Linked DNA regions of Mus musculus: region 1 is linked to region 2. The links are chromatin contacts, found by Hi-C or POLR2A ChIA-PET in ENCODE. All regions are on one chromosome and are shown on one strand. Each heading gives the region's core, a stretch centred on a gene start or an enhancer-like site at or near the end of the contact. The rest is flanking DNA. Distances are from core to core; before and after follow the strand shown. Region 1 holds the start of Stag2 (stromal antigen 2). Region 2 overlaps Cul4b (cullin 4B).

Region 1 (5,911 bases), core at 814-3,313, 3.6 Mb after region 2:
CAGGGACAGGCCATTCCTGAGTGTCCCCCACCCCCGCATACAGTGCTCTAGGCAAAGGTCATGTAGGGTGGACTGGAAATGAAGTGACAAAAAGAAAAAATATCCTCACAATAAACACCCAAGGGTGATAAAGAGTCAAGGGAGTTGGACTGGGTGCAAAAGGTCTTTCTGTACTTCAAAATACTTGTGGGAGGGCTATGAGGAAGTACCAAGAACTGTAATTGTTAACAATGTGGCAAGGCCGCCTCCACACAAGGCAGCAGTGAGTGTCTAGTAATCTCCACAGGTCCCCTGCTAACCCTGTCCTTGCACGTGGATTTCACGCCACTTTGTCTGGTCCCATCTCCTCTTCCGCCCCCAAAAGTCACCTATAAAACCGGCTGAGCGGCCAATTAGCCTAGTAGTCCAGCTCCCTAAGTCTAGTAGAATTTGAGTATGGAGCTCACATTTTTATGGATCAGGAATAGTGAGTTGAAAATTATATCTATATATCCACATACACATATATATGTATAATTATATGTAATTCCCCCCACCCGTAGTCTTCCTGATAAAGAGAATCTTTAAACCATACTCGAAGGAAAAAAGAAAGCAAGCAAAATTGCCAAGCTATCCATTCTCGCTGGGATCAAGTGGCCTAGTTGGGTCTTTTGGGGAGGAAGTGTGAGGAGTGTTGGAAAGGACGTGAGGAAACCAGAGATCTGGGAACAAGTGGCCCTTTACTGGGGTGGGTTGTGTTGGAGAGCTCTGAAGGGTGCTGCTAGCCTGCAGGGCTGCCAGGGCTGCGCAGGGGGCGGGGAGCCGGACGATCGGCCCGCTGAAGCCCCGGAATTCCCACGGCGGGGCTCCAGTGGACACTGTCGCCGGCCTCTCGGCGACCTCCTCGGTGGCGCCGTGGGCCCTCAGCCAGTCCGCGCAGGGCGGAAGCGCGTCCCAACGGCTGAGTAAGAGAGGCGCGGGCACGCCAGCTTGTTTACCCCACTCGGCGGCGCGCCCCTGCGGGCGCCCCGTTCACAGGAGGCGTCCGAGCCGCGGAAGCGGGGAGTCCGGCGGCGGCGATTGGTCGGCGACACGGGGAGGAGGCTGGCGGGTGGGAGGGCTGCGTGGCGCGCGCCGCAATGGCAGCCCGCCGCCGCTAGATGCCGCTGCCTCCCAACAGGAGCTGGGCCGCGGGTTCGCGGCCGACAGATGGCGCCTGCGCGTTCCATTCGCCTCCAAGTCGCCGAAGAGCGAACACCCCAAACAATCCCGAAGCGCCACCAAAAAAAAAAAAAAAAAAAAAAAAAAAAAGAAAGAAAAAAAAAAAAAAGAAAAGAAAAAAAAAAGAAAGGAAAAAAAATACAGAAAAAAGGGAAAAAAACAAAACAAAACAAAAAAAGCACCCCGCCGGATCCGACCGCCACTTTCAAACCCCCCCACGGCTCTAGACCCGCGGGAGCTTCCGTCCCTCAGTAGAACTCAAGGGTGGAAAGAAGAGGAAGGGGGAAAAATCTTGTACCAGCCCAGGGGTGAAGAAGCCCCCGGCCTGAGAAAGAAGGAAGGAGTGGGGGAGGCCAACAGTCTCCTTGCTGCCTCTGTAGACGCTGAGGGGGGAGGTAAGTTATAAAATGGCGGAGGCGAAGCTTCTAGAAGTTTGGAGGGGCACCCGGAGGGCGCGCGGCCCACCGTGAGGTGTGTGTGCTTGCGATCGGGCGAAGAGAGCGTGCGGCCGGCCGGGAGGGAGCCGAGAAGGCCGGGCGCTCCGGGGCCGGGCCGCGGCCTCGTAGGGGGCCCCGCGCGGGGCAGCGAGCGAGCGAGTGGCCGTGTCCGGGCGGGGAGCGAGCCAGCGTCGCCCCGGCCCCGCGTCACCCCCTGCCTGTCCTCTCCGTCCCCAAGTCGCTACCCCAACACTTCCAAGGAACTTGCAGTCGCCCCCTGCGTCCCCTCCCCGCCTCCTTCCTCCCGGAGCCGCTTTTTTAGCGCAAGACGCTCCCTTCTCACTCCCCTCGCTGGAAGGTTGTCCCTTCGCCTCCCTCGCCCAAGTCTCCCCCGGGGACCTCGGCGGAGGGGGCTCCCCCCCCCACGGGTGGCCCAAAATGGAGAACGCGCAGCGGCGCAAGATGGAGGCTCGGCGCCTCCGCGTAGCCTGCTCGCTCGCTTCCTCTCCTCCCGGGGCCTCTTAAGCAGCCCGTGGAGGGGGACGAGAGCCCCCCAGACTGGAGGTGGGGTGGGGGTGCCATCCCTGGCCGGGATTCGGGGGGGGGACGGGTGGAGAAGAAAGGGGCAAACCCGGGGAGGCCACGGCCCGGTGGCGTGTGGTGGCGGGGAGGGGGGGTGGTGGTGGTGGCGGTGGGAGAGCGCGCCGTGGTGGTGCGGGGAAGGAAGCGAGCAAGATGGTGGTGCTGGGAACCCGGGGGGAGGGGAGGCCGAGCAGGCTCGTTTGTGTCTATTTGGGCCTCGGACCGAGGGAGGCGAGGGAAAATCTACTCTGCTCACACCCCTCCCTCGTCCCCCCTCCCCTCTCCCTTCCCCTCCTTGCCTCCCTCCCTCCCCTCCCCTCCCCTCCCCTCCCCTCCCCTCCCTCCCCTCCCTCTCTCCCTCCCTCCCTCCCTCTCTTCCTCCCTTCCTAGAGAGGGAACAACATTCATGTGACGGGCCCCTCGGCTTCTCTCCCCCGCCCCATCATCTCCAGCGCGTGGTGGGGGAACTGCTTGGGCAAAGCGGTTGGCATCGATCTCTCCATCCTTCCCGAGGCCCCGACTTCGGTCAGTTTTCTTAGGGCACCAATTTTCGAAATCGTTTGGGGTCCGGCGGCGTCGGTCCCCAGCGCGTAGAGCTTGCCCCGAAGGGGGCCCTGCCTGCCTGGCATGGGCGGAGGGGGGGGAAGGGCGGGAGTGGAAGGCTGTTTGTTGGGGGGTTTTGGCGCCACTTTTGTTTTAGTTTTAGTGCTGCTTTTTCGTTCCCACCCCCACCCGCACTGTCTTTCTCAAGGCACGAACTGAGCTGATCCTTGCCCCAGGTAGGCAGCCTCTGTTTTCCCTCCACACTTTTATTCTTGCTTGAGGGCGACTTTCTCTTTTCTTCTCTCACGTATCCGGAGATCTGCGGACTACAATTTTAGGAGAAAAAGGGTCGGCTGGGCCATGGGAGAGAGAAGGTGTGGGAAACAGCATCAAGTAGTTCCGCAAAACTTTGAGCCCCGTTCCCATTTTCTTCTGGCCTAGAATTGTAAACGTATTGTTGATTTCGGCCTTTTTTTCCCTTTCCCTCCCGCCGCGACAATGTCTTGTTTTGCCTTTAGTTTTGATTTTTTTTATTATTTTTTTGATAAACCGCTGTACTTTCGGCATTTAGTTTCTTCTCCTTGGTGTTATATGTCATTTTATTTTTAATCCTCAACGGTAATGGGTTCTCGTGTGATTTTTTTTTTTCGGGCTTTGGTGCTCGACTTGAATTTTTAATATTGCATTAGTAGTTTCATCCGGTCTGGGAGACTTTCTTCTCCGTGGCCTAGGATGTTTTTTTATGTTGTTGCCTACTCCCTCCCTCTCCCTCCTCCTTTCTTCTGTATGTAGTTTTTAAATTGAGGGTCGTGGTTTTTGATTTAATGATTATTTCCAGCTTCTATGCTATGTCTATCAGAAACTTTTGATCTGTGGGGTTAGGTTTAAGTAAAGGAGACGCTTGTGTTGGTTTGCAATGGTTCCTTAAAATGCGCGGGCCGCCTCCTCCTCGACCCTGGTAAAACCCCATCTTCCCTTCACATTGGAGTGTAAATTCCGTACCCCCTTTCTCCCACGGACCGCCGTATTTCACAGCAGCCACACCCTGTATATATGTCTCTGTGGATTGGACTCATTATCAGCTTAATTTAGTGACTTAAACCACCATGATGGGACTTGCTTAAGCACGAAGCTTCTTTTCCTGTTTGGTCCTGGTGGCTAGTGTCGAAAGAGGAATAATCGAGGTTTCTTAATGAAACCTAGTGCGGTCCAAGCATTGCCTTTTTTTCTGTTGTCTTTTTTCCTACTCCGGGCTGTTGGCGGTGTCAGCACCGCTGCTGGGGGCGGGGGGTGGAGGGGAGAAAGAGTCGGGTTACCGAAGTGCGTCATTCCTGGCTCTAGCAGGGCCTGCTCGGGAGCTTGCTGGTGTTTGTTACTGTCCTCGCAGCACTTTCCTGCCAACCTTCTCTCTCTGCGTATTGGTTAGGAGCAAAAGCAGGAGGCGGTCTCCTAATTCTGTCTGGAGCCCAGTGCGTTGCGTTTAAGGGTATATGTGAACTTATTATGCTTTTTTTTTTTTGATGGCCATGGAAAGTGGATATATTTCTGTTTAACAACATGCAATTCAGGTAGTTTGGTCTTGCTTTCATATCATATATTTCTCAATGAACGGTGGGGTTAATTTTGAGCATTTTAAACCACTTACGTCAAAATGCCTGGTTTTCTTTCTATGTTGATATCAATCTATAATTAGGGATCAGAAGGACCAGTTAAGGCAGAAGTGTTCAGCGGTTTTTCAAGTGGTTGAATTGTAATTTCATGACACATTGTGTTAAATCGTCTGTTTTTTTCCATTTTCGGATGAAGTGCGTGAATTCCTGCTAATTAGAAATATTTAAGTTCATTTCACCTCACATTTCTATTTATCCTTTTAAAATATAAAATGTACTCATTGAGTAGTAAATGTGGTTATTTCAATATTGTATACTGAATTTTTTGACGTTGCTATCTAGGAGTTGGGCAGGGTGCTTCTACAGTAACACTGTAAGATTTTTGACTTTTTAGCATGGTACTTTGATACTTTTGTTGCCTTGATGTTATCCTCAGTGTCCTTAGTGAGTACTGGCCCTCCATTCTCTTTCAAGATAGGGAGAGTAGGAGGCCAGAGATGAAAGGAGTGGTGGCCGCCAGTTGATTATTGTGGCTGGATGAGTTCAGAAGGGCTCATTGGTAACTTATTCTACTCTGCTGTTTGCTTGACAATTTCTGTAGTTGAGGAAAAAGAATTTGGAAGAGAGATTTCAAAGTCTTTACATCTTGGTGTGTTGACTTCTTTATATTTACTTAAGTTATTTACACGGAAACTTAGGCTTGTGTGTAGGAAATTACATAATGCCTAGCATACCAAGTTTCGAAAATATTTGAACAAGCCCTGCAGGGAAAACAACATAAATTCTTACAGATAAGACTTAAAATGGAACAGTCTGAACGTGCTGGGCTTCTGCTTTCTCTTTGATTTTTTTTTTAAATAGGAAATTCCATTTGTCTATTTAACAACTTGTTCTTGGTGTGTGTTTCATTAAGTTGGAGCTGCTGTGAGTCAGTAGGAGAGGGATTTACTATTAATAGGAGGGGCTTTGGCAGCCGAGTAAGTGACAGTGAAGGGATTGGGGTGCCACGGGGAACATTCCAGGAGGAAGCTTGACATGGCTGAATTCAGCTTCAGTGTTTGCTGTTTAATGACTAGGTCTAGAGGTGGATTGGAAAAGGAATGGACTAACTAGCCATTTCTTCCCATTGGGAAGTACTGTAGTATTAAAAGGTATTTGAGACAGACAGGGTAGAGAGGGTTCTTTTTTAAATCAATAGGAAATTGAGTATTTACATTTAAAATGATGTACCCTCCCCAAGAGTCCCCTCTTCTAACTACTTGAAAGTTGATAGGAAAAACGATTTCATTGTTTTCCTTTAAGAACATTTTTTTCATATTGCCATCAGCAGTAAAAGTACAATTAAAAATAAGACCCTTGATCTCCTTTAATTAGTATATTTGCTCCCAGAGTCCAAGGTAAGTGCCTTGCCTTCTACAGTCTGGTATTCGGTGTCAAGCTTGTTTTGATCCTCTGTTAGATGCCTTTTGAATATGTGTTAAAGTTAGGAAAGGAATCCAAAGCAATGGGTATTTTTATTTTTGTGTTGGTTTGGTAAAG
Region 2 (5,355 bases), core at 2,493-4,992:
TAACTTGTGTTCAATCCCTGGAACCCATAAGGTGGAAAGAAAGAACTGATTCCCATAAATTGTCCTCTGACCTCCACACATGGCTTGCCCACACATATACACACAGGACAAGTAAACATAATTTTTTAAAAAACTAAGGCAGAAGAAAGGATGCAGGAATGTAAAGAGCTGCAGGTCTTGAGGCCTTTCCTATATGTAGGTAAGAGAACTAAACAAGAGCTACCGCAACAGAAATGACAACCCACAGAAAAAGAATAGCTAATCTATGCTATAACAGCCCAGTCTGGGTCATACCTCTACTATACCAAAATATTAATAAAGCCTTATCAGAACTGTCCAATTATGGATCCCCAGCTGAAGTAATACTGTGTGTTATGATCATAAAAAAAGAAGGCACCATTTAACTAGTAAGTGATCAAAACTCTACTAAAGAATGTACTTCAGGACGTTAAAATACAGGGGACAGTTAAGAGAACTCTTTCCAAATCTGATTCCCAGCACCCATGTCAGACAGCTCACAACTGCCTATAGCTCCAGCTTAGAAGGAACCTAAGCCCTGGTCTCCAAGGGCACACATGTTTTGTGTGCGCATGCACACACACACACAAACACACACACACACACACACACTCTAGCACATGCACATACAAAATAAATCTTTAAAAAAAGGAAAATACAAATGCATTCCATCTTAGCTTATGTTGGTAAAGTGTGGTTTTACATACTAATACATACCTGGTAGAGTTCTTCTAAATTGTACTTAATTGAAGTACTATTCTGAATGGCTTCCACTGCTTCTTTTAGCTTTTGCCATGTCTCATCCGTATAGTTTTCTGGTAATTTAGGCTTATCTAAATAATATGCAAACAAAATTAGAAAAATATTAAGGATATAGTAACCAAAGAACTATAAAATAGAACAGTACTGCTATTTTAGGATCCTTTTAATACCTCAACATTAAGGTAACTGTGATATTTAAAAGTTCAATATAAACAAAATTTAAGATGCCAAAATACTGTTATTTTGATTCACCTATGAAAATTGAAGGTATTTTTTTCTCCTATTGATTGTTACTGCTTCAAATATAAAAATTTGAGAATGACAGATAAAAATAGCAGTTCTGATCTTGTTTTATCACGTGTAAAACAGAAGCTGACATGAATCTTGTAGGGAAGATTTAAAATACTGAGTACACACTATATGAAAAGTATTTCAGAAACTTTATAGAAATTGTCTCAACAATAACACATTCGCAGGGAATCTTAGCAACCCCAACTTTACAGCTGAAGAAAGTGAGCCTGGAACTCATTTGCTAAGCTCGCCCAAGGTCACCATAACTAGTCAATGGCAAAGCTGGGATTCCGATTCAGGTCTGATTGACTCCCTAATGTATGCAGCAGTCACAGAATCACAACATTTCTTCATTTTAAAGGAACAAAATCAAATGTCAAACAAAACAAAACCGAAGTAACACCTAAATGACTCCAGAACCTATGCAGCATTTTCAGAATAGAAAGAAATTTAATGTAGACTTTAAACTTCATTCATCTGTGATAAGTTAAACAAATTAAAGATTTCAAACGCCCTAATGCCTTCAGGAGAAATCAATTTGCAAATGAAATTAGAATCACAGCTCATTTCTTAAAAAAAAAAAAAAAAAACCTTCCCTATTACTTTGGTTTTCTTTAAATGAAACAATGAATGAATAAATCTATAAATACAGTTCATATTCACTTTAGAAAGCTCTACTAATAAATCAGAAAGAATTTAAGACTCTTGAGAGCATGAGGATGGAAAGGGTTAAAAATAAACAATACTATATATAACCCCCTGCTTCAGACAAGTAGCACAGTGCTCTTTTTCACACCAACATTTCAATCACAAGCTAATACTTAGCCACCAAGGCCTTAAGTTCATTCATTCACTTCCCCATCTTGAATACAGTTCTAGCATCTAGTTACCTGCACAAGCTGAGGAGGGTGAAAAAAATAAACCAGGAAAACAGAAACACATTCAACAGATAAAAAGTTAAGTCAAAATACATTTTAAACCCTGACTTTCTATGTTCATCAAACTCCTAAGCAGTAATCTCAAACACCAGGATACACACATTTTCTAATATCTGCAGGTCAGTACTTAAGAGCCCATTGTAGTGACGAAAGACGCAGTTAACGGTTTCTACCTTTAGACTAGTGATAGTCACTACTTCGGTGTATATACACAGCAGTTTTCGTTTTCAGACCTTACCTTCGGGAAGGATTGCAGAAACCCAAAAGATGTTTCGCCAAACTCTGCTAGTTTCACAAATACAGTACTCTACACTTAAAACCTAACCATAAATCTCATTTAAAAAGGAAACTGTCACCCTTGCTACCTACATTTTTAGGGATTGGAGTATGTGGCCTATAAAAACAAGAATCTCAGTAGTGCCAAGACTCACTATGCACCTGAAATGGACCTCATTAGAAAACAAGTTTCTCACCAGTAAAATCTCTATCAACCATACTGTCAATGTGGGAAGGAACAGCAGATCAAATAGAACTAGAACGGGTGAGACAGACCTCAAAAACATTGGATGGAAACACTCAAAGAGTATGCTTCACAGGAAGGACACAAACACCTCGGGAAAGAACCCTCCACCAAAAACAGGACCTCCCTTCCACTCATTGATTACGCATAAAACATTAGGCAACCTCTATACTGTTCAATATATTAACATAAATAGCACACACGTGACTGCTCAAGTGTCAAATTCTTAGTAGGTGATTATGGATTTTGGCCTTGGTTACCTTTAAAGTTCTTGATCACTAACTTCTTAGCTGAGCCGGGCTTGCTGTTAGCAAAGCTAGAGACCGCGGTAGAAGATTTAGCCAGGCCGTTTGCATGGTGCACTGAAGCCACAGAAGAAATTAATATACTCTTAGTTTTAAGTTGTTGCTGCTGCTGCTGCTGTGAGGTTGCAGCAGTTGGCGAAGATGAGGAAGATGAGGAGGAAGATTCCTCAGCCATTTTCGTATCAATCCCTACAAACTCCAGGGTGTCTTCAAACCGCAGCTTCTTCTGTATAGGTACGTGGCTGGAAGTGGCCACTGGAACCCCAAGGCAGAAGGACGAGGTTGAAGGGGACGCCGAATCTCTGGGTTGTGGAGGGGTGGAAGAGGAAGAGGTGGAATCAAAGTCTTCTCTCTCGTTACTACTGTTACTGCTGCTACTGCTGCTGTTTAACTTTCTCTTCTTGGCAGAGGTGGGCGGAGTGGTGCTGGTATTACCATCAGTGGCAGATCTGACCTCCTGAGCAGCAGCAGAAGCAGCAGAGGGATTGGGGGAAGAAAAACCTGTTGGAAACATGAAAATAGCGGGGTCAACAGGCAGAGGAGCATCAAAAGCCTACGTTTATGTGCCTGCGTGCTTGTAGGAGAGGTGGCAATGCTGGAGGGGGAAGGGAAGGAAGAGGAGAAGCACAGAGGACGAGGAGGAAAGTGGGGGGGGGGGCACACCGGGGGAATGGGAGGGCTTGGGAAGGCGGATAGGCTGACACCGGCAGTGAACAGAACGGGGGGTGGGGGGGTGAAGGAGGCAGACAGGTAAACAGCCCTGCCGTCCCCCCTCCCCTGCTTTCGTCCCCTCTTCCCCACTTTCCGCAGGCGCGACTGGGGAGAGGGAGCCAGTGAAGCTTGCAGCTCCTCCTCCTTTTCTCCCTCTCTCAGGGAGGGGAGCTGCAGGGCTGGAGGGGGAGGGGGAGCGAGCCAAGGCTTGTTATTGTCAATAGCACAAGAGGCTAAAGATGGCGCCACTTCCGGTCACGCGGCGCCCGTGGAGAGGCGGCGTCACCCTCGCGGAGTGGGGGGTGGAGAGGAGGACCCGAGCGGCCTGGGAGGCGGGGGCGCCGACTCACCGTGGGGCGGCTGGAAGCGCCCGGAACGCTCACTCCGGGCAGCTCACTCGGGGTCCGGTTCCCGCACCCCTTCCCTGCCGGCACCCTCCCCACCGGGCTCCCTCACCGTCGGCCACCCGATCCTTAAGGGTCCCGCGGGGAGCTTCGCGCCACATCGCTCTTACCGGAAGTGCCTGGGCAGACACTTTTCATAGCTCCCAGATCCTGAAGCCCCCGGGTCCGCCGGACTTGAGGTGGGGGGGTTGGGGGAGGGAACACGGGGGGTAAAAGAGGTGGATAGGGAGGGCGGGGCGGACCTTGGCGACACCTTCGGCGCTCTTGATTGGAGGTTTCCGAACCTGCGGAGGGCGGGCAGATAGGGTTGGTTGGGGGGCGGGGGGGCGGGAGAAGAAGCGGGAAGCCTCCGGTGAGGCAGAGTAGGTGGTGCAGGCTAGGGGCGGGGTAAACTATCTGGGGAAAAGAAGAGGGTGGGAAGAAAAGTAAGGCGAAGGGAAACTTTACCAAGATGAAGGACTAAGGAGTTGCAAGGCCACGGGAAGAAGCTGAAGTAAGAGGAAACTTAAGCATGCCCCCTGCTAGAGAGGACTATCGCTATGATCAGGGAGCGGAGAGGGCTTAGCTAGGAGGAAAGTTTTTTACTCAGTGCAGCAACACAATCTCTCATTTTTCTCTGTAACACAACATCCCACAGGGCCCGCATTTTGATTGCCTCAATAAGAACAGCTGGACGGACATTCTGTTACCTTCCTACCGAGAGCATTTTCTAAGATTACTGGCAAGAGTAAAGGTACTTTCGAAGGCCATGTAGCCTCATCCAGCACAATTTCAGGGTTCACCCCTCCCACCCTATCAAATCAGTAATCTGTAAACCAAACAAAGCTCAGACTCACTTCATTTACCAACTCTCAGTTTAGATACACTATTGGCAAAAGTCTGTTTCCCTACCAGTGTGTTCCATGAGACCTCAAGTTTTAATTAAGATTGTTGATAAAAAAATAAATAAATAACTCGGAATTTAAATTACCAACGATAAACTCTGTAAAGTCTCGGATTTTTGTTTTGTTTTTTTTTACTTAACCCGCGGGACAGTTTTTAGACAGCACTGGCAAATACCTGTCATTCCGGTGCTCTGGAGGCTAAGGCTGGAGTATACCTAGTTTGAGGCCAGGCTGGGCCTGCACACACTCAAAAAGAACAAAAATAATTAATCTTAGGGCATTCTCAGAAGGAGAGACAAACTCAAAACTACAGTGCCAAGATACTGCTCATTGTAACTGCAGGCACAGTAAACAGCTTGTGTGGAAAGAGTGCACATGCTAGCTACTACCCCAGATAACGACCTCTGAAAAGGCATCGAGGGGTAAAATCCCTTAAAACAAAATAACCTAATATTCTTGTTTACACCCAGAAATGACTGTGGAGAAAAGCACAAATGAGGGAGTCAAAGCAAGATTAATATA

The links. Hi-C counts contacts between places; a loop is a spot of excess contacts on that map. ChIA-PET counts read pairs that join two places held with the same protein, here RNA polymerase II (POLR2A).
Region 1: a map of regulatory T cell shows a loop between it and region 2 (8-fold over the local background). The contact joins the promoter of Stag2 here to the enhancer-like site in region 2. A Hi-C loop is called at or near these places in 1 of 37 maps with a recorded cell type or tissue (regulatory T cell). POLR2A ChIA-PET finds 5 or more read pairs at or near these places in 1 of 5 experiments (embryonic stem cell).

What each region holds. Positions count from the first base shown.
Region 1 is chrX:42,148,091-42,154,001 of GRCm38, forward strand. It overlaps Stag2 (stromal antigen 2), which reads left to right and starts at 2,064. Exons shown (of 34, transcript NM_001290713.2): 1 at 2,064-2,201.
Region 2 is chrX:38,560,874-38,566,228 of GRCm38, forward strand. Cul4b (cullin 4B) reads right to left here. Exons shown (of 23, transcript NM_028288.5): 3 at 4,060-4,233; 4 at 2,790-3,335; 5 at 736-851. Among named protein-coding and RNA genes, the nearest start is that of Cul4b, 13 kb to the right of the region's middle. Within about 2 kb of position 3,743, at least 1 of the 3 ENCODE cell types and tissues checked has a DNase peak (open chromatin) inside an H3K27ac peak, as active enhancers do.